Linked DNA regions of Homo sapiens: region 1 is linked to region 2. A link is a loop called in an ENCODE intact Hi-C map of the cell type or tissue named here. Cell type or tissue: ovary. All regions are shown on one strand. Links, peaks and the distances in the headings refer to the core of each region. The heading gives the core; the rest is flanking DNA.

Region 1 (12,725 bases), core at 1,651-9,650, 59 kb before region 2:
GCAAGCTGGAAAAGCAATCACTTAAATAATGACATTCAAATAGATCATTCAGTATCATGTAAATGTCAAGCGTGAGGTCATTTTTCAAAACAACACCTTTGTTCAACTGCGTCAAATGCATAGACACACGGTGACCAGCCTTGGTGGACAGAGCCCCTCCTTCTTTCTTGCTGTTGGTCCCTTGAGCAGCAGCACCCCTCATTCAGACATACTCTGCTCTGTGGTGTGTGTCCGTGTGAGAGTGAGCAAGAGAGAGAGAGAGAGAGATGTGGGGGGCAGACAGACAGAGATGGCAGGGGTGGAGTCAGCCCAAGAAAAAGTGCCTTCACCTCTTCTTCCTCTCAAAATGATACCATTAATTTCTTCAGTTTGAGAAAATCAAACTTTTGTTATGATTAAGAAAAAACAAAAAGTGAGCCTCAAACACAAAGCAACTTCCATTCCTGCTCTCAGAATTTGGTCTTTAGGTCTTTAAGCACCCTCTTCTCTTTTCCTCTTTCCACCAGAATCACGCTGTCTGGTTTCCTACCTTATGAAATATTATCGATCAGCTTGAAATGAAAGTGGGCTGCAAATTAATGTCTGCAACATTGTCTCCCATCAGATGGTTGGGGCTGGAAAGCCACAGCTTTTAGGATGTTAAATATTTATAGTTATCATTTCAACCAAAATATGAACTTGCACAAAGAAGAATATGATGCAGATTGCTTTGAAAAAGTTTGCCTCATTTTCATGTCATTGGAGAAACTTCAGAAAAATAGGGCCCGTATGGATGTACACCTTGAATGTAAGCTTTAAAATACTCCCAGAAGAAAATTGCAGCTAATGACGGAAAAGAACCAGCCCGTCTCCCAGAGGAGTGTTTGCCACATCCCTGAGAAATGAGTGGCTCATTTAGATTATCCAATTTTCCACTCTTAAATCTGGTGGACTTCAGCAGGCTCTCAACCCTACTCCCCAATCATGGGGGAAAAAATTGTTCATCAAATATTATTCTAAAAATCATTGGTATGGATAATTATTACAGACAGCAATTGCTTTAGTTTTGTTATCATTATTGCTGGCATTTTAAATGCCTGAAGGCTAAATATCTGAGATTCATTGTTAACTATATATCTCTGAGCAACGACAGACTTGTGGCAGCTTGAAGATATTTTTGAACAAGGAATAATAGTACAGTAGAGATTGAAACTGAATCTCCTTTAGAATTCATGATCACAAGGAAGTGGTATTGAATTTACCTCCCAAGTCTTGGAAAAGAGCACAAGATAACATTCTGTTTTCTTAGGAATCAAAATCAAATTCACAATGTAGTTTATCTAAAAGTGAGCAGGTGACTTTAGGATCTCTGCTAAGGGACAACATATCAAGGATGTCCCTGAGACTTCACCTGGGTTCCAGGAGGAGCGGCACCATAAATACTCACTCTACCAAGATAAGATGGTTTCTGCCAGAAAGCACCTTCAAAACCTCTGAGTCCAAGGTTAAATAATTACTTATTTCCACAATTTAATCTTAAAAAAAAAAGGATTTATGTTAGCTAAGATACAAATGTTATCATGAAATTAAATAACTCTTATATAAGTTTCAAAATAAGGGAAAATAAGATCAAGGAAGCAAGATGGAGTAAAGACGTAGTTTTAGTCCCTAAATGTCTGCCATTAGGAATTCAAGGTTGGACTACAGGTGGGTCATAAAGTTGGCTCTGAGCTTCCTAGCAGTCACTATAAAGAGAGAAACATGAAAGGTCATGAGATGTAGAGTTTGTAAAGTAAAAATAAGCCAGTTGTTCAGAGAAGCAACATAGCCATTCCTGATGCCAAGACAATAAAATAGCTCTCCTGAGCATCCCTGGGAATAATAAATGCCATCTTCTGCAGCATCTTTGATCAGGGCAATGAGTTTCATAGTCTGTGTCTTATGAGATGATGAGACCAAGTTTTTGGTCAAGAACACACATGTGACTGGGCTTCCTAAGAAACTTTCAAATTCTATTTGTATGTTTGGGTAGTTGAATCAGACCTAGTCCTTCTGAGCATATTAGCCCATACACATTTACTCTTCCACAAAGCACACGTGCAGTTGAACAGATAGAACTTGACTGAGTTCTCCAATGACAACACTTTGAATGTCAGGAATTTCTGTAGTATGGACACACACTGCCTTTCAAAGTATATCCTCTGCAGGAAAGGGCGTGAAGCCCTCACCAAGAAGGCCATGTTTTTTGTGGAGACCCCGGTACCCCATTATTAATGGTTACCTTAATAAGGTAACATTGCCTGACTCTTATTATGATAAAATTATTTTGTCATCAGCCGTACCTCTAAGGTATTTTCCTTTTCCCGTCATGAAATGAAAGGGCTTTTCTAAGAATAAATGTGATCATTGAAATGCACCTATTATTTGTCTGCCAGCACTTTCCTTCCCTCTTGGATATCAGGCTACCCCTTTGGGGAAGTTGTTCCTTTTTCTTTGTCCAATCATCCATTTGTGGTTGGGGTCTAAAATTATAGCACTCTAGTCTCTTGCTACAGTTGAGTGGTCTAGGGGTCACATATGATCCAAAGTGGGCCAATCAGATTTCTTTCTAGGGCTTTTCAAACTGGAGCTAGAGAAAGCATTTCAGGCCCTCCTTGGTGGTGAAGTTGTTCTATACAGTCCTGGGAGCCGTCAACAGCTGCATTCCCAGCTGGGTGAAGGCAGCCAGTCTGCAGAGGAGGAGGTGAAGTCAACACAGAGGGAGGCAGAGACAAAGGACACAAAAGTAGACCTGGCAGCATCATGTCCCCAGGTTTCAAGGTGTCTCTTAGACCTTTTATAATCCTCCTATTGCCAATTGAAGTTGAGCTTCTGTCACTTGCAAAGAGAAGACTTTTTGCAAAGGGAAGACTTGTAAATGCTTCTACCGTTTCTCAAAACTCTTTCACCAAAAGATCCCCAGGTTTGTGTAAACTCAAATAAGCAGACTAACCTGAGGCTCCCAGGAATATTTCATATACATTCCCCAAGGGGGCCTGCTTGGTTAGGTGATAGTCTGTGTTCACACAGCTTATTCTCAAGGAGTGCACAAATAATTAAATGAAGATCAGGGGCAGATTACAGGCTTGTGAACATCAGCTTGGGCCCCACACTCTCCCACTGCCAGCCCCGGACTGTCTAGCACAGCTTTACTGTGTCACACAACAGAATCACAGGGCTCCCTGACCTTGGAATATTTCTAGCAAGTGCTTAATCAGGGCTGTTTGGCAGCCCATATGATTTAGAGACAGTTATATCTGAACCAGCCGTCAAACTAATGTTTTCATAGTCATTGTAAATTGGGACAGTCTCCCCTTAAGAATGGTATCTCTCCAACTTTGAGCTACAAAGTAAAAAAACGGGAGACCAGATTTTTGTGTTACACAATATGAGTTGTTTTGAATATGGAAATTCATGCTTCAGGAACCTAAACTGGAATCCTAGCAAACACATTTTAACTTGTGTAAATAGGGGTTAGTAACTATGAGCTGGATTTTTTTTTTAAGAGGCAAGATCTCACTGTTGCCCAATCTAGTCTTGAACTCCTGGCCTCAAGCAATCCTCCTGCCTCAGCCTCTCAAAGTGCTAGAATTACAGGCATGAGTCACCATGCCTAGTTAGGGAAAGCAGGATTTTTGTCAAAATCTACTACATTTAATTGATTCTAAAATGCTGTATAGAATGTGATTGACAGTGGATGGGGTATTGTAACTGGCAGGATTTTTTCCATCTCAGTGATACACAAAATGATAAAATATCCTATAAGCAATGGCATGTTTTCTTTGATTGCATTAAACAAGAAAGGCATATTTTAGTTATTGTGGTTTTTTCAAGGATGTATCACAGTTACTTCCTTTGCTGTCACCAAAACTTTGTGTTGTAGGACTACTTTGGGGAGGCTCAGGTGTGGGCCTAAAGTGCCCCAGCAGTTATTGGCGGAGCCCAGCTTAGAACTTGGTGTTCTAGAATTCCATACAGCATTCTGCACTTTGTATCAGACTCCCAGCAGTTCCAGATCAGAGGCACACACAACCAGAGCTCCCCATCCAACCCCAAACATATTTGCTTTCACCATTTCCAGGCATTCCCAATAAAATTGGTGTTAAGGGAAGAGAGAGAAGGAATAATTGACAAAATAAAGGAACCATTCTCTGTACCCCAGAAATACTGCATATTTGGTAACAGTGTGGGGCATGTATACATCCCCATCAGGTTCAAACCTCACTGTCCTCTTTCAGAGTCCTTTGTTGAACCCCAGGACAAGAAGTGAGATCGGTAAGTCTCAGCCTATGGTGCACATAGCTACTTGCTCCACTCTCTTTCTTATTGATTCTGTATGCTTCATGCAGAACAGTCCAGAAAGCCACTACCAATCCCACACAGCCCGTGAGATGAAATATTTTTGCATGAAACACTTCAGCATAGTCTGATCCCTCAACCCTTTATAATCTGGATGCAACCTCCACTTCCCACTTCATTGCCTGCCATTTCCTTATCCCATGCCATAGTCAAATGGAACTACCGACTGTCTCCAGGTATATGCCTCATTTTCAGTCACCCTGTCCAAAAAACTCCTCCTCTTTGGCATGTTCACTTGTGCATTCACAGCCCCACTAAACACACATTTTCTCCATCAGAAGTAAGCTGTTTGGGCTCTAAACTCCCATAGCATTCTCTCTGTTGTATTTATTTCGCATCAGATGTGAATTTGTCCCACAATACTAGGCTGCAAATAACATTCTGCTTCAATCTTCTTTCCCCCAAACAAAACTCTACTAATGACCACTAAGGGATGCATCTCTGGACAGACAGGCCTTGGAAGAGGTGGCACTGGTACGACGGTTTGGGGCAAGGAGTCCGGCAGCCAGCACGACAAGCCTCAAATTCCACCTTGGCTACTTACCACCCATAAGACCCTGAGCAAGGGATCTGACTTATTTCTTACTGATGGTATTTTAAGTGGCAGGATCATCATCTCAATATCATCATCTATAAAAAAGGGAATGATAATGGGACCTGTGTGAGAGATTCACTAAAATAATCTACAAAAGGGACTTAGCACAGTGCCAGGCATGTGGTAAAGTTCCACAGATGACATTTATTATTAGTATTATTGTACTTTCCTTTAGCTCTATGTTCAGTCCTATGAGACTGTTAGGACTTAAATTATACCAAGGAAATAAGAAGTGGTCCATTTCCTTCATCTTTGGTGGTGGTCATCGTGGTCCCTCTACTGTAGGGTGCCACAGGGGAGCGGGAGCCCTCTGCCACGGGCTGGGCTCTGCTACAGGGGGCATATTCCAGAAGTGCATCCCACAGGACTCAGTGTAGCCACAGCCCACTCCCCACCCTGAGCTCCTGGAGCACAGGAGCCTAATCCACAACCCAGAAACACAGGGGTTGCCCTTTTAGAAGTCTTACCACCTGGCCCAGGAAGGAAAGCAAGGGAGGAGGGCAGAGTTTCTGACCCTTAGACCATCAATCCTACTTCCTCCCCTCTTGCCACCTCCCACACTCCCTGCCCAAGCCCTAGCCATGCTTTCCCCTCCTGGGCAAGCCCCACTTAAGTCCTTGATGGTCCTACGTGGGGATCACACCCTAGTTAAAAGACTTAGGGGTTGATGGGAGAAATTAGGTTCTCATCCTTTTGAGCCTCCTACAATAGCAAACATGAATATCTTGTTCGGTTATGCCGACGCATGGGTGTGCCAGCTGGGATTAGTGTGCTTCTCTCTGCTACTAGATGGTAAGCTCCCTGTGGGCCATATCAGTGTCAGATTCACCCAGCTCTGCCTCTGTCTTGTGCACAGAGTCCTTATTCTGAGAATCTGCAGGAGAAAATATCTGGGGGTACTAGACATTCTATTTCCCCTTTCCCTGTGGCCTCTCCCCATCCCAAGCCACAGGGGACAAAATGCTGCCATTGCTTGCTCCCAGTGACTAGAGGCAAACTGGTTCCCTGTTCCTCCAGACCAATCTTAAATCCAAGGAACATCGCCTGCCATCAGTCCCCCGCCCCTTCCTCACCTCAACTTAATGAACAAATAAGGAAAGAAAATTAAAGCAAAAAAAATTAAACAGCTTCAGCTAAGATCAATAGAATTCTATAAAGCTCTGGGCTATGGTATTGAGTGAGCGCAGAGTAATCCCCTGCATATTGCATGTTAAGTTAACTTGTGAGAGAAATATGCTCTTTCTCAGCCTCGCACCTTCTCCTCCATGGTGAAGGAGGAAGCAGGGAACACAAATTAAAATAATGTTGATTTAGTTTTTAAAGGGAGTACCCAGGAGCATTTTCTGCATGGCCAACTGAAAACTCCAGCCCAGGCTGCAGAACGCCTCTCTCTGCACAATACAAAGAGAATATTTGATCCCCAGAGCTCAGCCTGCTGGTGGATTTTTATTTTGGTTTTGGTTTTTGTTTCTTTTATGCCTTCCTCTGGATCTCAAACTTTTAAATGCCGACTGGAAAATTCCTTTTTCAGCAAAAGGTCCTTGCTCCACTCCAGTGTGACTGTAGGGAATCATTAGTCCTAACACATAGCAGTGTGTGATCAGGGCACACCGCGCCAGGGAAGCAGGTGGGGAAGAACAGGCATGATGTGGGTCCCTGTGTCTTGTCATTGGCTTGGCTTCTCCTAGGTGAGGGAGAACTCAGGGAACCAGGTCATCGGGTTTGCTCCTGGCAATTTAGCCACCTCTTCAGGTCCTGCAGACACTCGCCTAAATTCCAACCAGGGAGCAAGCATCAGAAACCATTCATGCCCACTCGATCAGTCCTTCTGAAAGACAGGCAGCCAAGAGGCAGCCGAGCCTGGTGCCAGGCAACCAGAGCTTGAAGCAGGGGTGGTGGATTCAAGCAGACCTGTGGCCAAATTCCAGCTCCACCATTTACAAGCTGCACAACTTTAACCAAGTTAGTTAACGTTTTAAGTCCCATTTTTAAAACAGCAATCATAATACCTCTCTTGCAGAACAGCACTGGGGATTAAATGAGATGTATCATGTGAAAAAAAATACCTGGCCTAGAGTAAATGCTCAGTAAATGTTGGCTTCCTTCTAAAGGGTTGACCCTGTGCACCTGGAAATGGGCAATGGCACAGGGACTACACACCGAATTCTGAATTCATTTCCAAGTCTCCAGCACTGAACACATTAAACAAGAAAAGCTGAGTGATGAATTAATGAATGGCCAGAACCATAGAGCTAATCCTTCATTGCTATCTTGCAAATAGTTTTCTCACATTATAAAATGAATTCATGCTTGATGTAGAGTTCTTAAGAAGTATAGATAATCAAAGAGAAGGAAATACAAATCATCCAGAATCTTGGCAACAAGAAACAGCTGCCATTATGGTTTCGGTATATAGCCTTCTGGGTATTTGTCATCATGTCTACAGAGATATAAATATTTGTTAAAGCAAAATGGAACCATTCTGAAACACTTTTTACATCACCTGTTTTGCTTATTTAACAATGGACCAGGAACATCTCTCCATGCCATTCAATTTCCTTCTATATGAGTTTTTAAGTGCTGAAAATATGACATTGATTCAATATACAGTAATTTATGTAAAAGAACTCCTTCTTGGATATACAGGCTATTTTCAATGTGTTCCTTTTATGACTGACTCTATAGACAACTATCTATAGATGAACACTTTAGACTTCTATCTTTGCAAATGGGTCTGAATACACCCTAAAAACAAACCTCTACAAATGGAATTGCTTGGTCCAAGACTCTGGAAAAATTTAAGGCCCACCAGAAAGGGAGATGAAAATAATGACATTGTGCAAACAAACCTCACACACAATGCTCACAGGTACCCGACCACCCTTCCAGAATAAACAGAGCCCTAGTCCCAGCCCAGGCAGGATGTTCAGAACTAGGGATGACCTTAGGAGCGGCCAGGACTGGCCACCCCACTAGGGAAGGGGATGTAGTGAATAACAGGGCCAGAATTAGGCCAGGTGCCCTCACCTATGGCTATTTGACCCCAGGCAAGAATTTTAATGACAGTGAGGCTCTGAGAACTCTGTAAAAATAAGGATAATGGTATTTTTCCATCTGCTTTGAGGCAGTGGGGGAGTTGTAAGGAGCTAATGAAAGGATATCTGTGAAAATGCTTTTCAAACAGCAAATGAAATTGGGGAGGAGCTGCTCTGGGGGCAGCTCAGGGAAACTGAGCAGTTTTCCCAAACCTCCAGAGACAATCTTCTCAGTGTGTGGCTTTGGGCTTTTGTTTGAAATGATGTGAATTCCCAGAACATCAGACACACCCACGGTCAAATGTAAGTAAAAAACACACCCAAGCCAAGGGTGCTGGGAATCCTGGCCCCTCTCGATTCAGGGTTATTCACGCTGGGTCTGCCCGCCTTCCTTCCTTGCTTCTTTCCTCCCTTCCTTCCACCCATGCAATCAACTGCCCTGCAGAATGTAAATTACAAACATCTCCCAAAGCAACTACCTGGAACCCTCACCCATTCCACTCAATGGCTTCTGATGGAGAGAGGAGAGAAAAAAGGAAACACACACAGGAATCCTTGCTAATTTATTCAAGTATTTTAGGACACTGGAGATATTTCCTGATAGCAAACAACTTTGCTCTTGGAGACCTTCAACAAAGATGGTTCAGGCTGCAGTTTCCTTCCTGCAGCCTAAACTTCAGTCTGGCACAGTGTTTGCTACCATAGCTCCTCCAGGGCAGATTCTTGTGGTAGGGATGGTGGGAAGTGGGTCAGAAGTACCCAAGATCAACCAGTACAACTGTTCTCTCCTGGTCTGTCAGAGCAATAAGGCTCTGGAGTTTAATGTGCTTGGCTCTTCAGGAGTGTCCAGGGGAAAGGATACAGTCATGGCTTCTTAATTTCTGTTTCTGATTGGGCCAGTAAAGTCCCTTCCTCATCCCTCTTTTCTGCTTATCACTAGAGACAGAAACTAAAAACCATGGCTTCAGGCTACTAAAAAGCCTAAAACAAAACAGAACCACCACCACCACCAAATAAGGCAGGTTGGACAAGCTTGCAAAGAATCCTAATTTGCCAACCCAGAGGTGGTTTCAGCTGCAGTGAGGACACAGGGGAGCTCTGATTGAGAAAATGCACTCATCCGCAAGAACACTTCCTGTATGTGGGGACAGGGAGAAGCTGTTGGGGGTGCAAAGCTGTGAGAGGCAGCGTCCACCCCAAGGAGTGTTTAAGAGTTTGTACCTTGTGGTCAGAAAAGGCTGGGCCTGAACTCCAGCTTTGCCACTGCTGTATGCTGCACCTTGGATAAGATCATTAACTTTGTTAAGCCTACATAAAATGGGAATAGAGCAATTTACCTCTAAGAGCTTGATATGGTTTGGCTCTGTGTCCCCACCAAAATCTCATCTTGTAGCTACCATAACTCCCATCTGTTGTGGGAGGGAGATAATCGAATCATGGGGGCAAGTCTTTCCTGTGCTGGTCTCATGATAGTGTATATGTCTCCTGAGATTTGATGGTTTTAAAAATAGGAGTTTCCCTGCACACACTCTCTCTCTCTCTCTCTCTCTCTCTCTCTCTCTCTCTCTCTCTCTCATCTGCCAGCACGTGAGACGTGCCTTTCAGCTTCCACCATGATTTGAGGCCTCCCTAGCCATGTGAAACTATAAGTGCATTAAACCTCTTTCTTTTGTAAATTGCCCAGTCTCGCATGTCTTTATCATCAGTGTGAAAACAGACTAATACAGAGCTGTTGTGAAGATAAAATGAGATGATGTCAATATAAATGAATATATTGCTGTGACAGACATTATTCTCAACCATAAGCTTTCAGCCCACTCACCTTGCACCCCAACTCCTCCAGCAGTGCTATCTTGGCTGAGCTCAGAGCATTATCAGTCACTTTTTAGACATTAGAAAAGTTTGATTCTCAGAAATCAATAAAGTTCAGATTCTCCTAACACTAAAACTTCAATTTCTCATCCAATTCAAAGGCTCTCTCTTTCCCCAGCTCAGGCCTACACCAGGCTCAGTAACCTGCAGTTGGGAAGCGGGGGGCTTTTCCTTACTCTCAGTCCCTCCTCCACTTCCTCTGGCCTCTCCAGGACTGCAGCAGAAGGAAGGAGGAAAGGTAAAGGGTGGTCTTAGACAGTTCAGACTGCTATAACAAAACACCATAAACTGGTGTCTTATAAACAACAGAGAATTTATTTCTCACAGTCCTGGAGGCGGGGAAGTCCAAGATCAAGTCACTGGCAGATTTGGTGTGTGGTAAGGGCCTCTTCCTGGTTCACAGAGAGCTATATTCTCACCGTAACCTCACATGGCAGAAGTGGTAAGGGAGCTCCCAAGGCCTCTTTAAAAAGCGCACTAATCTCATTTATAAAGGTTCTGCCCTCATGACTTAATTATCCCTCAAAGGCCCCATCTCCTAATACCATAGCACTAGGCATTAGGTTTCAACATATGAATTTAGGGGACACAAATATTTAGTTTATAGCAAGGACTAAAATGGTCAATTGACTTAGCTGCACTGTGAAGATCTGCATGAGGCCCTGTGTGTGGCAGATGGCCAAACCCTGACTGTCACCCACAGGCACTTCAGTGCCTTCCTCTACCTCCATGGAAGCACCTCCTCCCCAATCCCACCTCTACCCATGTGGCTGAGATTGCCCTTGGAAAGGCCGTCCTCTTGGGCATAGCCCTATCACGAGGCCTCTACTCTTAAGACTGCCCATCCATAGCGTCCACTTAGCTAGTGGGAAACTCAGCATCCTCACCCCTCCAATCCTGACAGTGTGTGACATGCCCACCTCAGCCTTTCTCCTCATTCTGCTAACCTTCTCCTTTGGACTTTTGCAGTTTCAGTACCTCCATGTGCCAGAGGATGCGGATTAATTTTGCCCAGAATTCTCTCACCATGTCTACTCCCACAGCAGCTATGGAAGTGTCTAGGTGTTTCTTCAGTTCCACGATCATTCAGCTAGAGGGTGAGGTGGAGTGATGAGTGAAATATCAGTCCCCTTCGGGCTAATCACCCCAAACTTGAGTTTTTCTGCTAGGAAATGTATCTCCCTCCACCAGGTAGCCCATTGTTTTCAAAGAGATGTTTACTCACTCTGACAGTACTGAGGATGACAGTGCTGACACTTATAGGCCCTCACTATGAGCTAAATACTGCTCTAAGAATTCTAGATGTAGAACTGCCTGGTCCATATATAATAACGCATTTAATCCTCACAGCATCCCTATGAGGTAGATGCTATAGTCACCCCACTTCATAGGTAAGTAAATGAAAGTACAGAGCTAAGTAATTTAGCCAAGATCTTGCAGCTAGTAGTAGCAGAGAGGAAACTTGAACTCAGACTCTCTGGGCTTTAGCTTTTGGACCCTAATCACAAATTCCTATTTCCTCTCCGTCTTTCTCTTAAGTAGAAGTGAAGAATGGACTAAAGCATCTGAAAATATGTTAGTCATTTTTTGGCATGTGCTGCAAATGTGTCTAGTACCCATCTTCAGAATGCAGGAGTATTTGTCGCTCTGTTCTCAGCTTTCAGTCAACCAAAATTCCATAGACAATAGTCAAAGTTCCATTTAATATACTGTTACATATATAAATCTCTTAGAACTTTGTCAACCATTCATCAACAATAAATGGAAGCTTCAAAGCTAGGGAGCTCATGGCCTGAAAGGGAGAAAAATAGCCAGGAAATAGAGCATCATAATACAGTATAGACGCTGTAGTATATAATTTTGTGTTATGAATTCCACAAATATTTATTAGAAACCTATTATGGGCTGTTAGGGGCTGAGGATATAATGATCAAATTGGATGAGGTTCCCATCCTGTGGAAAGTCCCTGCAATTGAAAGGAAAAATATTCTCTAGAAAGAAGGAATTTCGGTTATCTATTACTACATAAACTAACTCAAATTTAGAGGCTTAAGATGACAACCACCATTTATTGGCTCATAATTCTACAACTTGGACAAGGCTCAGAGGGGCCCTCCTAGGGTCTCTTAGGTGGCTGCAATCCCCTGAGAACTCAGCCAAGGAATATCCATGAAGGCATCACTGACATGTGTGGCAACTGGTGCCAGCTGAGAGCTGGTGTGCGTAGATTTTCCTCCAAGTGGCTTCCTTTCCTCCACTAGTCTCCATTGGCCTCTTTATCAAATGGCAGCTGGTTTCCAAGAAGGAGGTCCCACTGTGCAAGTACTTATCAAGTCTCTACATTCTAATGTCTCACTGGCCAAGCAAGTCCCATGGCTGAGCCCAGAGTCCATATGGGAGGGGATCACACCAAGAGAATCCTGGTCCACTGGGGATCACTGATGGACAGTCTACCACAAGAAGCTTCACAGGATGTCTGACCCACTGGCTGCCTCTCCCAGGGCCCTGGGTCAGCTATGTTCCTAGCATCCACCCTCCCTCCAAAAGCTCCACCCCAGCAGGTGGTTCTGGGAGGCAGGGCTCAAGTCAGAAGGGCAAGGGATAGGACTTGCTTTGTTCAAGTCAGAAATTTACATTCTGTGTCATCACCTATGTGGCATCAATTTCAAGAGGCACCAAGCAGGTTCCCCATCTCAAAAAATAACCCCACTCTCTGCCACCTCACCATTATTTCATTCTTTGCAGGGGGAACATTTATGTTTGACTTCAGTAGAGACATCCTTAGTTAATATGGATTACAGCCCCACTGTAAGTGATCTTGTTTGTAATATACAATTATAGCAGAG
Region 2 (12,513 bases), core at 4,514-12,513:
TTCCTTGAGAAGGCAAGTACATATATAAGCCTGAAACCATCCTTACTTCCAAGCTCTGTGGGTGAGGCCGAGGGCTTTGGAAAGAGTGATATTTTCAAACACACAGGTTTGTGGTTTTTGAAAGAACAGAAAGCATAAAAGCATAACATCTTGTAGGATTACTTTCGGCTGAAGACCAATTGATGTGACATCTGAAAATAATCAAATAAGTGTCTTGTTTTGAGCCTGCAAATAAGTTTGTGAAACTTTGGGAGGAAATTCTCCACTTATGGAAAAAAAAATAAGAAAAATTGAAATTGAGATCATGGGGTAAGAACAAAGAACGGGAATTATGAGAGTGCTTTGAATTGTTAATAGCATTTATATTTGTAAAAATGAATCTCTCTAAAAAGGTGGAAGTGGCTAATAATCTTAAATCACCTAACACGGCACATGCCCCAAACCCTGATAACCTCCAAATTCCATTGCTTATAATCATTTTTTGGAGCATTCCAAAAACTCGAAGTTGCTGCACAATGCACGGAACTCTGGATTTAAAATTTTTGAAGCCCTTGATTTTTTTTTTTTTTTTCCTGAAAGATCTTACATTTGGAAAGAAGTCAAGGTATAGTCTAACCCCAGAAGATCAAAATATATTGAACTTTTTTTGTAAAGATGATAACAGCCAAGAAAACAAAAATTGAAGTGAACACGATGATGAAGAGAGTAAAGAAAGATAAAGACAAGGCTGAAGGTGGCATTCATAAAAGTCCCAGCGCTGAAGGGAGAGGCTGTGCTTGAAGAAGAAAAAGTCTGCTAGCCACGGTAAGACAAATTAAGACGGGTTGGTGAGGATACTCTGAGGCAAAGAAAATTCAACGTTATCAAAAACCCATGCTCAAGTTAGGAGAGACTGCAGTAAAGAGAAACTTCCCTCTTGCTTCCATGGTTAAAGGGTGACTTAGAGTTCCTGCACTGTTTCATTAATATACAAGTCGAGTGTTGCTAATACCAGTGGGGATGACAGACAGTTTTACTTTGTGAATTTCTGGTTTCTAATGATGCATTTGAGCTTTATTTTTTACAGCTGTCCTTGTCTTAATCCTTTACTTTTTTCTCCCTGGGGTTTAATGGTTTCTAGTTACATATCAGCATTTTAAGCAGCATGTTGCCCGTCAGGCAGCACAAGGCTTCTGATGGTTATGGCATTTGGGTCACCACTAGTTCTCTGGAAGGACAAGTGCTCCTGTGAACAGCACAGCAAACTCCCTCGTATGATTGGAACACGGCAGCGCAGGTTCAGGGCGCATGCTAGAAATCCAACCAAATGCCTTTTGCAAACAGCAGCTCAATGAGGATTCCTGCCACGAGGCAAAATGCTTGGAAAGTTACTATGCGCTGGCATCACTGGGTTTGGGGTCAGCATGCTGAAACCGGGACTCATTATGTTCCTACCATGCCAACTTGGTGCAATTAGCCTAACACGATAATTTCCTGAAGCCATATGTTGATCTTTAGGGGAGGTAGGGGAGGGAAAGCTTCATACGCCTGATGGCTCTAAGCTCTGACTGGCATGTCCCAGCTTCCAGCAAATTTCTGTAAATCAAGATAACACACAGCAATCAAAGATGAGGTCGGATGGCCAGCCTGGACAGAGAGAAAACTTAGAGCAGGGTTATGTACTTGTTGCAGAGAGTGGGGCTTTTTCTTTTCTTTCCAAGGAGGGTTTCAGAGAAAGGTCATAGGGGTAGCACTGTGTGTAAGGCTGTTCCTCCCCACCCCGCCCCCACCCAAATCAAATCAACAGAAGGACCTAGAATACAATAAGTTATGTTCCAGGGCTGCATGGCCTGTATTCCCATTGGAGACCTATCAATGTGAACTAGCACTGTTGGGAAATCTCCTCAGCTACCCCTGTTAATCAATACCTCTGTTCATTATACAGCTTTGATGAATATGGCTAATGATTGGGTGCCCAAGAGTCAGGTGACTAAAAATAACTGCTCCTTACTGAGGATCTATAGATTTTCCCCCCAGTATTACTTCAGGCAATTCAATATTCTCTGCTGCCCCTCTCCAAGCCCCCACCAATGCGATCCTCTCTAGTCTTCATTGATAGGTCAGCTCTGGCCTCAGAGCAGCTTTATTAAATTAGTAGCACTTAATCTACTGTCATATTGTCAACTGACACAGGGCAAACTAGCAGGCGGCAAGCCTTCCAGTGGCTCAGGAGAGCAAGTTGCCACAACCCAGGCAGTTTTGACTAGCTTTGTGCCAAGAGCTGCCTTCATGGGTGTCTCTTCACTGAACAGGAGTATTTCCATCATTTGATAGCATTTAAAACAACTTTTTTTTTTTCCTAAGGAGAAGGGGGAGCTATTCGAGGGAGAATTCTTGCCGATTACAGACTTATTATGACAGATGAAAAGATCATAATTATACTTGGATTCCCTGCAGGAGTGCCTTAACACATCTGTGACATCTAATAACCACATGCCTCAATGGGAGGCTGACTTTTCCAAAGTTGCTTAACCTTTCATTTCTTTGCTGTCACCGAAAACCCATCTATGGGTGCTCAGAGAAATCAAGGAGGGAGACACCATCAAGGCTAGGTGGCTGGCATCCCTGATGCTTTGGGAGAGACACTCAGTCAGTGATACCTGAGCCTGGGTAGCTCCCTACTGGGGGCCTGAGGGGTACAGGCAGCCTGTCCAGAGGCCTGAGGCCAGGGCATCGCTCTAGAGTCCAGGTAGCTTAGGTGTCTGCGTTAGAGTCCAGGGAAAACTGGAGAGGTGGGTAGGACAACCTGGGGAGATTTGAGCAGATCTGGTTCTGCAGATGAACAGACAATACTAAATCGAAGGGGAGATTTCAGCAAAAGTTATAGTCTTGGTTAGTCTAATTTTTAACTTGGATTGGTTTAAGAGGTGGGGGTGATATTAAACACTGCTGAGTTGAAAGCAGTTTTTATATAATTTCAACTTTTATCTTAGATACAGGGTGAACATGTGCAGCTTTGTGAGATGGGTGTATTGTGTGACACAGAGGTTTGGGGTACGAATGGTCCCATCACCCAGGTGGTGAGCACAGCACCCAATAGGCAGCCTTTCAGTCCTCGCACCCCTCCTCCTCTCCCCAGTGTTTACTGTTCCCATCTTTATGCCAGTGTGTGCCCAACGTTTAGTTCCCAAAACGCACCTTCTCTACGCTTCATCCCATAGTCCCCAGGCAGGACGACAGGAGGAGGAAATGTTGCTGATTATGACATCTTTCCATCTGCCAGTTTTATTTCTAGATTATAACAAGGACAATTTGTGGAAAGTTGCTGCCAAGAGACTATAAACTGAAAGACAAGCATTCAGTGTGAAAAAATATGAAGTCATCATCCTGGTGGCTGCTGTCCACAAATTTGAAAGGGTTGGGAAGAAAATTTATTTTTGAAAAGCTCAGGTGCAAAGACACCTAAGTTCTTCCTTTAGTCTTCTTTTCCTCAAAAGAGCAGGGGCAAAGGCTTTGGGAAAAGGACTTCTGGAAAGTCACAGAAAAGGCATCCCTGATAGCTGTGGGAAGGAAGATGGAGGGCAGTGTCTGCTGTGCTCCATTGGGAGCGGCCAGGACCTCTGCAGCTCTGACCCAGCTTTGCCATCTGAGCAAAAGATGAGCTTGGTCTTCCTGAGAAATCTATTAAATAATACAGTGGTTGAGCTTGGCTCTGAGTTCACCAACAAGTGTGCTTAAATAAGGTGAATTACACTGTGAGCTGAAGGGCTGCTCGGTGTATTTTGTAAAGATCTACTGGAGCGTGTGGAGGTTTCTTGAAATCAGAAAGGTAAGAAGAGATCAGTGACTGATAAATCTTTAATATAAAAATTGTACAAGAATTTTGATACAAATTACAAGAGGTATTTGGACAAAATATGAATAAAATTCCATTTACATCCCCAAACCCTTATGCATTTTATGCAAAAGACATACTGTAGGCAGTTATAGTACAGAAAATACAACCAAAGTAACAGCAAATTAAAAAATTTAATTACCTTAGCCTACCAATAAAAACAAAAAGCAAAACAGAACAAAACAAAAATAAAACCCTTGTTCAAGGTACATACAGTATTTAGGAAGCTACCAACGTCACAATGATTAGATCAGGGTGATGCACACTGTCCCATCCCTTGGTGCAGTTACCTTTTGAAGTACAGACTTTGATTCTGCGGCAGGCTTATTGCAAGAGACTGGTTTTATGCAGATGAGAACAATATAAACAAAAAAAAGGAATAAACAGCTAAACTCTGGGAGAGGGAGAGGACATATCTTAGTGAAAATTCCTTTTCTTCAAGATATTTCAACTCCCTCTGGCCACTTTTGCTGTCAAATATGGAGGCTGAGTCCAATAATTTTGTTACTGGAGACACACCAATGGGTCTGGAGTAAGAAAGGTGTGTGTTCTCCCAGCTGTGTGAGGGATCTTGCTAGTTCTAAAAGGCCTAGTCCATCACCAGCAGGAGAGAACAGAGAACTGGCTTTCCCAGATCCCCAACCAGCCCCTTCCCCTCACCTTTGGGGAGGCAGAAAAGCAGCAAGGACTTCATGGAAGAAGCCAGGCAAGGTGTGAGGGGAGAGGGGAAATGGGCATTTGCCTCACTTGGAAACCACCCACTGGTGTGTCAGTCATCCTCATACTGCTGAGTGAGCTACACATGAAAAGCCCAGGTCGTCTCAAGCCCAAGTCTTCTCCCCATTTCTCGACCGTCCTCACCCCTCTGACCTTCATGTACCCAGGTTTAGCTCTCCTGCATTCTTTATACTGGCACTGGCAGGAAAATGGTGAGATTCTCTGCAGGGCAGCTGAACCAAAGTTTGCACAGGAAAGCAAATGCACCATATACTAGAAATCTTAGATAGTCTTATCAGGTTAAGATATAATACTAGAACATCTCATTCACTTAATTCACGTTATGCAAACCCTGGACAGGGTAGAACACGTTTCCAAAGCAATTAAAACCAAGATGAGGGAGGGCGTGTTCTACCTTCTTGCTCAAACATGATTTATTTTTTAAGGGGGGTTGGTGAGATCCGAAGAGCAAAGGGTGGGATTGAGAAAGACAATGGAAAAGTCAGAGGAGATTAAGATACACAATGAGAGGAATGGATTACTCTGTACAAAAACATGCAAAAATACTCCAAATTGGGGACTAGATTTAAAAAAAGAAACAGCCTTGGTGTATACATCTCAAGTGAACCTATTAACTCAGCACATTGTCTGGGAGCTCAAGAGCATCATACCTCATGAATCATGCTTCTCGCAGTGGCCACAGCACCGATTCACAGATGGGGTAGAGGATGCTTTGTCTCCTAGCATGGAAAAGGCAGGCAGTGAGGCTCCCACTGAAACAGTGCCAGGTCAGTTCACCTTGCAGGGACTGGCGCTTTCTCCCTCTCTTTTGAAAAACATATCCAGGGCCAGATGAATGGAGCTCTCTCACACACCCAGGGTCTCCCCAGAGTCACCTCTCAATCCTTGCATTCCATGACAGAAGTGGGCAGAGCCAGTTAATAATTGATGGATTTGCCATCTTAGCTGTGCATTATCTCAACATCACATTTGGCAACAGGAAGCCCTATAAAATCTTGGTATAGCACTTAGATACTCTCTCTTCAAGAAATATACTTTCAATACTATCTACTTCTCTCCATTTTTCTTAAAATACTTCTTTCTGCTCTTCCTTCCCTTCAAAGATTCTTTTTTAAAAAAGTGAAACAAAGCATTAAAAAAACTATTACAAACGTCCTTAAGCATCCCTGGTATTTTAGAGTTAAGGGGAGAAAGCTAGTATCAGCGAGCAGAACTTGTGCAATTTTGGCAACTGGTTTTTCAATTAGGATTCTATTAAGATGTCTGATAAACGATTGTAACATATACATACTGAGGAACTTAAGAAGTATCATGTCAACTAATTGCCTTTGCTCGAACCCAAGAGTCCTTGCTCAAAGTGCTTTTCTTCCCAGTCCCCACACTGGTTCATGAAATTATTTAGCACAGATTTGTCAACATAGACCTGTTACATTGTCTATCCCTAAATCTGCTGCTGTTCTCTCCTTGCTAAAGTTCATATGGAAGATGATACCGATACCTGCACGTGTCTTACCTGGCTGACTAATATCTTACTGAAATGTGACTGTTTGTAATGGGGCCAACTATCTTCTCTGAGATGCGCTGCGGGAAGGTTGGAAGGAAGCATGGCATCCCCTAGTCCCAGAAAGAAGACGCTTGATAGATCTTGCACTTCATTTAGTCACTAACTAGTCACTTTCCAACCATCATTTGAGTATTTCAATATACAAAAATAGCAGCCAATCTTTGGGCTCAGGGCATTTTGGAATATAACATTTTCATGTATTCTTCCTTTGTACCTTTGGTCCCCATCACTCGATTTTCTAAAGCTCCCTGTACTTGTACTTACCAAAGTTCTTCAAAGTGGAGAATTTACCTTTTACTCATAGGGTGGTCCTTGTTTTAACGATTAAAGTCAAAAGCCTGACGCCATCTTTTTTAGATTGTCAGTCCAGTTTGACAAAAGTTAATCTATCATGTTACACTATGGATTTGGAGGGGTCATTGAAAGATGCATTTGTACACCTACGTCCATGGTTTGATGCCAAGGATAAGAAAAAAAAATGACCACTGTGCGTAACCAGTTTACAACATGTGCACTTTTTGAAGGGGAAGAAAAATATTTTAATCTTTTCCCTACAGATTAGGGGGCAATATAATCTTACTTATGCCACTGACTTGCAGGAAAATTTGCTCTAATTATAGGGCCACACCCATTACTCTCAAGATGGAATTGTTAACACTTAAGTTTTCAAAGAAGCAAAGGATGCCGTCACAGACAGCATCTCTCTACTGACCCTTTATTTAAGAAGTCATCTTGTTACTGTCCACTTAATAGCTGGAGAGGGCATCGAGAGGCAGCCTTGGGCTTCCCACAGATACAGTAGGTGTGTGTATGTGCTTGTATGTTAGGAGGGGAGAATAAGAGGGAAGGAGAGAGAGAGGGGAGAGAGAGAGAGAGAGAGAGAGAGAGAGAGAGAGAGAGAGAGAGACTGACTGATTGTGGATGTGTGTGTACATCAGGGAACTCGATGGGAAAGCCTAGCCCTTGTAGTCAATTTCTCCTTCACAAGGGGATAAACAGGCAATTACGCATCCTTTTATATTTGATGGCCAAGTGCTGAACTGGAAAGCACACTATTAGTTTGTGTCCCTTCAGGGCCAGGGCAATAAGTAGCCAGGAGAGCTGGGCTGAAGCAGAGAGGGTGTTGTCTGCTGTTAGTGTGACAGTCTTGTCAGCAGCGTTCACATTACTGGAAGGTAATAAAGTGACAAGTATGTTATTAGAAAGATACGAGGTGAAATTGAACTGAAGCTTCTTGCTGCTCAGCCCTGGCTTTTTTCTTTCCTCTTTTGTAATGGTCCACTATTTGTTACAGACTGAGCCTTGGTCTTCATATCCTATATAAAAAAGATTTTTTTTTTTCCTGCAGTAAAGGTCAAATGAATTTACAACAGCACTTTAGAGGAGAAGAATAAAGATAGTTTTATGACAACTATAGTATGTTGCTCCAAAAATATATATAGCATTATAATGAACAATAATGCTGATCCAATTCAGTGTACATGTAAAAATGCTTAGTTTTTTTTTTTTTTTTAACCTCCTGTTATTTGGATTTGGATTAAAATCATTTGGATTAAAAAAGATTTGGATTAATCTTTTGGATTAAAAGCATTTGGATTTTTCAACAAATGCCAAAAAGACAGTATGCCGAATAACATAGTTATTGCCGAATGAGCACAGAAAATCATTTTGCGCAAGATGTGGGAAGGATGAGGATGATGAAACTACACAAGGAAGGACGGGTATGTGGGCAACAGTGATGACAGATAACTCACTGGTCAGTTGTACAGCTGGAATTACACAATACTTTTTGAAAATGACCATTTATGGTGAGCAACACTCCAGCTACAGGAAATATGCGACTCGTCTGGGACAGATCAAACATGACCTTAGTACTAACGCAAACAAGACTACCACGTGTGGTTTATCTCTGAGGGAAAATGTGAAGAGAAGTTACTTACATACCTCATAGAACAGTAAATGAGCTCCCATTTTGATCAAGGTCTTTAGCCTAGTATTAATTACAATCATGGCTTTGTTGTGTTGCTACAGTGGCAAGCATGAGTAATGATCAAGAAAGGAACGATCCATGCTGGTGCCATTCGCACCTACTCCTCTGTTAGGATGAAAACGAGGTGTTACCACTGGCCTTTTCTATAGCCTTGCTGACCCCTGGCATCTTTCGGTTCTCAGGGGATTCCAGCAACACTTCCCACTCAAAAACAAAGCAAAAGCAACCAAAACCCCACAATTGTCGGCTCTTCCTGACCCCAAAGGAACTTCAGCTATTTCATGCAGCTGTACTTGCTTTCCTAACCCCTTCCTCAGAGCCGACTCACCTGGTCATAGGAACTCTGCAGGTCCCTACGATCAATACGCTCTCACCCACTGCGAGGCAGAGCTATGCCAGTCTTTTCTCTCGAGCCAACATTTCCAGTGCATTCATGATTTCCTTTTCTAGCTACCCCAAAACCAGGGCAGGAACCGACCCTCTACTTAGTTCTGATGAAAACACTGTGATCCCTCCAGTCTTTCTGGTATCTTTTATTGCTCATCTTACTCATTTAGATCCATCCCCAAAAAATAAACAATGAGAGGGAAAAGCAAAACCACCTAATTTAAATACTTCAAGTTTGGGAGAAGATAAGTGATTTTAAAGAATGAAATTCGTTTGTCATAATTTTAAAAAAGAAGCTCTTAAGAAAAGGGTGTGACCACAGGATGAAAAAAAGTTTCTTCTGGATGATTTGTTTCTTGATGATAGCAGATGTAGCGTGTCTTATGACAGGTGAATTTTATTTACTCTGTTAGTCAATCTAACCCAATGCTAACAGACCAGATACAAGTTAGGACTGCTCAGGTCAAGCTGTCAGCAGTTAGCAGCATGTCCATCTCAATCTGGTGACTAGCTTCTTTATGCTTTAATTGTCAACGGCCCTCATTCTCATTTGCTTGGCACATATCTGGGGTGTGTACAGAGAAAGGGGAAAAAAAGGTCACATTGTATTTGGTGGGAACCTAGTGCATAGTTTCTCCTGAGGAGAAGCCTCTGGAATAGCCCATTCTTGATATATTCAAAGTTTTTTTTTTTTTTTTTTCCTTAGAGCAATGTATAATAATGGGGCTGTTAACCAGTTAAGTGCCTTTCTCCTCTTACTGGAAGGGCCTGAAAATTCATGACCAAAGAAATAACACTATGAGGACAGTGGCACCATTGTGCCAAAAAGGTTTTAAAAAATGTTTGCCATGTTGAAAAGGAAAACATTAACACCTTTAAACCTTTAAAAGGCATCAGGCTGAACAGGGCAGCTGGACTAAGATCTGGAATGAGTTACATTGGGTTGACTTATTTAAATACAATTAATATCAGAACAAAGAATGCCAAGGATTTTTATCACACTTTTAAACCAAATTCCTCATTATCTATCCTTTTTTTCTCTCTTTCCATAGCATGCAGATATTCCCGAAAGCGGACTAAACCTGATATTTACAAAAACATAGTTTTAAATGATCAAGACAGTACAAGTTTCAACATCAGCTAGAGAACATGCACAGTCATACCGCCTAATTTTGTACCTGTGATAAACTCTGGCTAAAACCAATCACATGGGGAAAAGCTTGTCGGATGAACATCTACATCACTATTAATTTTCAGCCAGCATAGAATGCATGTGGCTTGAGAGAAACTGTTTAACAACAAAAAACTCCTATGAAAAAGCAAATGAGTAGGAATGGGCAAAGATGAGCTCCATGACTAAAACGCTGATCTCTTTATCCTTCCTGTTTGCAAATAAGCCATGGGATCACCATCTTAACTAGAATTCTAGTTAAGTCAAAACAAGACACTCAGGCACACACTCAAGAACGAGCAATACTTTGGAAACAGAAGAATTGTACATTTTATGATTTTCCATTGCATGTACTACATCCATCCACTCCCCTGTCCCTTTTAAGCAAATAGGCTTTATATTGGAAAATGTTATTTACTCATTTAGAAGGCCACCGTAACGACTGGGCACTTGAGGCACAAAAGTAGTAGCAAATAGGGGAGATACTTAAAAAGTGTCAGCTGTCCAGGACTTATTGCCACTTCTCTGACAAAACACAGGTGAACACATTCATGTTTCCAAGCAAGGGAAACTCTACTTCTAGAATCTCATTACTTCTGGACTTTTTCTAACTGGCTATACACATTAGCTTGGTTTGCAGCAAGTAACAAACATTTGTTCTAAGCCTGGTGCATTTGCTGATGTGACTGCCGACAGCTATGTAATTCACTCACGAGGGCTATCTGACCTTTTATTTGACATTAAATTAAACAGACTAAACATTGCTGTTGTACAAGATGAGTTCTAGTAACTCAACTGAGTGTAACTTTTCAAAGTTGCTGAAATAAAAATGTGTATTTATTTTCATAAAACTACATGTAGTCTATGCACACTGCAAAAGCCAGAGTTTCTATAATGTTTTGTTGGGATATTAAAAATCTTTTCCCACCCTTTTTGAATCTAACCATTTGGTAATGGGGCAACAGCACAACACAGAGAACGCTGAGAGGACCAAAATGTTTGCAAACAAACTTTCATTATTCTAGTTCAATCTTTCACAAACATACTGTACAGAGTCTTATATGGTATAAAACAAAGGAAAACATCTGTCTGTTCAATTTAACACAACACCAAAATAAAGCAATTAAGACTTTGGGGAATTCAAAGTACAAGAAAACAAAAACGATTATTACTAATTCCTCAGCTTTTTACCATAAACACTTGTCATTTAACATAGTGTTTGATATAGTTTCTTTTGTACTGCAAATACTTTTGGTCTTTCCTCCCCGTAGAACAAATGAAGAATTAAAATGGACCCCATAGCATCCTCTGAAGGAGGTGAAAAGATAAAGCTCCTAGACATAGCTAGCTTATCTTTAAGAATCTATTGTTTCTGAAATTTTCACAACAAAAATACTGAATCCCCAACTAATGATGCTTATTTTGGGAAACAATAAATACTGTGAGGTACAATAAATCCTACAGGAATAATAACAACAGAAACATATTAACAGTTTCCTTTGGCAAATTTAACGGAAGTGAATGCTGATGTGAACATAGAAAAAATAATTACAAAAACATGAAAAATGGAAACGACATAAAAGTTAAAATAAAGGGATATTTCTAACTTTTAGACTGATGAAAGAAATGTCTGAGGCCATTAAATGCAAAAAAGAAATACATTCTCTTTAAATTATTGTGTACTGTTTGACAAAATATTCCTTGTTTATCTCTTCTTTTCCCCTCCACTTAAAAAAAAAGGAAAAAAGAAAAAAAAAAGACAACAAAACAGTCTGCAATGCACACCCTAATGGTTTTGGCTGCAGACTGAACTTGAGTAAATATCATCATTTAGTCAGTATGTTGTGGTAGCTGAGGCTGCCGATGTGGTTAACCAGCTCAGGCAACATGTGTAAACATCGGAAACAAAACAAAACAAAAAAGGTTTGGAGAATAGTCTCTCTCCTCTTTCTCACTCTCAATTGCTTGGTTTCAGGCTTGCTTTCATTTCTCTCTGACAAATCGTGTGGGGAAACACAAAACACTGAACATTGAGAGATCCTGCTTTAAAACCCCCTTCTTCTGGCTTTTCAGAAAGGAGTGTTGCTCCATTCAAGTTTAGCACATGTTTTCAAAGCTTCCAAGTACTGCTGCTGTTAAATGCCTTTTGATTTTGTCTACCAAACAGGCCTGAATTATAGTACGACTGCAGAATTTGCAACAAATTAGACAGCCATACAACAGACCGACCCAGTTCAGAGGATTTCTTTTTAAAGGATAAGGGTTAGGGCCTTGGAAATGAGTGTTCGACTCTTTTACTGTATTCATCTTTGTTCCGTAGCGGGTAATTTGGGCTTTTGTATCCTGAAATATTATCCTGCCTCTGAAGAATAAATGCCTTGGCTGTTTCACACCACATAATTTTGTTTTCCTTTTATGTAACTTAACGTATAAGCAAGAAGGATGCAATGTTGATTCTAATAACATTCGGCACTTGAAAGAATCACCAAGTGTTTTTTTAAAAAGCGGTTTTCTGGTGGCCAACAAATTGGCCTGTGGTTATGTTGAGTGACTAATTGTATTTTCTTTTCTGGAAACTTGTGCAAAGTTGGCAGTTTTGTGTTAACACTAATACTTTGTTTGGCATTTGTGCCCTATACTGACCAGACCATTTTTATACAAGTGAATTTTTTTTAAAAAAGACACTTACTGAAGTATGGCAATAGTTTAAGGATAAAAAAGAAGCATGGTTATTACACATCCCCTTGTAGTGTATGAAAAAAAGTGCATGACGGGATTTATGTACTAGT

Evidence for each region. Peaks named below come from ENCODE experiments on the same cell type or tissue, not always from the same donor. Only the 100,000 strongest peaks of a DNase experiment are listed, where the experiment ranks them.
Region 1: it touches region 2 in a loop (2.1-fold over the local background); 6 of 110 quality-filtered maps call a loop at or near these places.

Annotation. Positions count from the first base shown.
Region 1 is chr9:16,349,770-16,362,494 of GRCh38, forward strand. No RefSeq gene overlaps it. Among named protein-coding and RNA genes, the nearest start is that of LINC03041, 80 kb to the left of the region's middle. In ovary, for the core only: no CTCF peak of the experiment used is centred there; no DNase peak of the experiment used is centred there; H3K27ac peaks cover 2,416 bases.
Region 2 is chr9:16,405,684-16,418,196 of GRCh38, forward strand. BNC2 (basonuclin zinc finger protein 2) reads right to left here. Exons shown (of 7, transcript NM_017637.6): 7 at 3,820-12,513. It overlaps LOC124902125 (a long non-coding RNA gene), which reads left to right. Exons shown (of 3, transcript XR_007061425.1): 2 at 580-804; 3 at 9,606-9,693. Among named protein-coding and RNA genes, the nearest start is that of LINC03041, 140 kb to the left of the region's middle. In ovary, for the core only: no CTCF peak of the experiment used is centred there; no DNase peak of the experiment used is centred there; H3K4me3 peaks cover 709 bases; H3K27ac peaks cover 4,335 bases.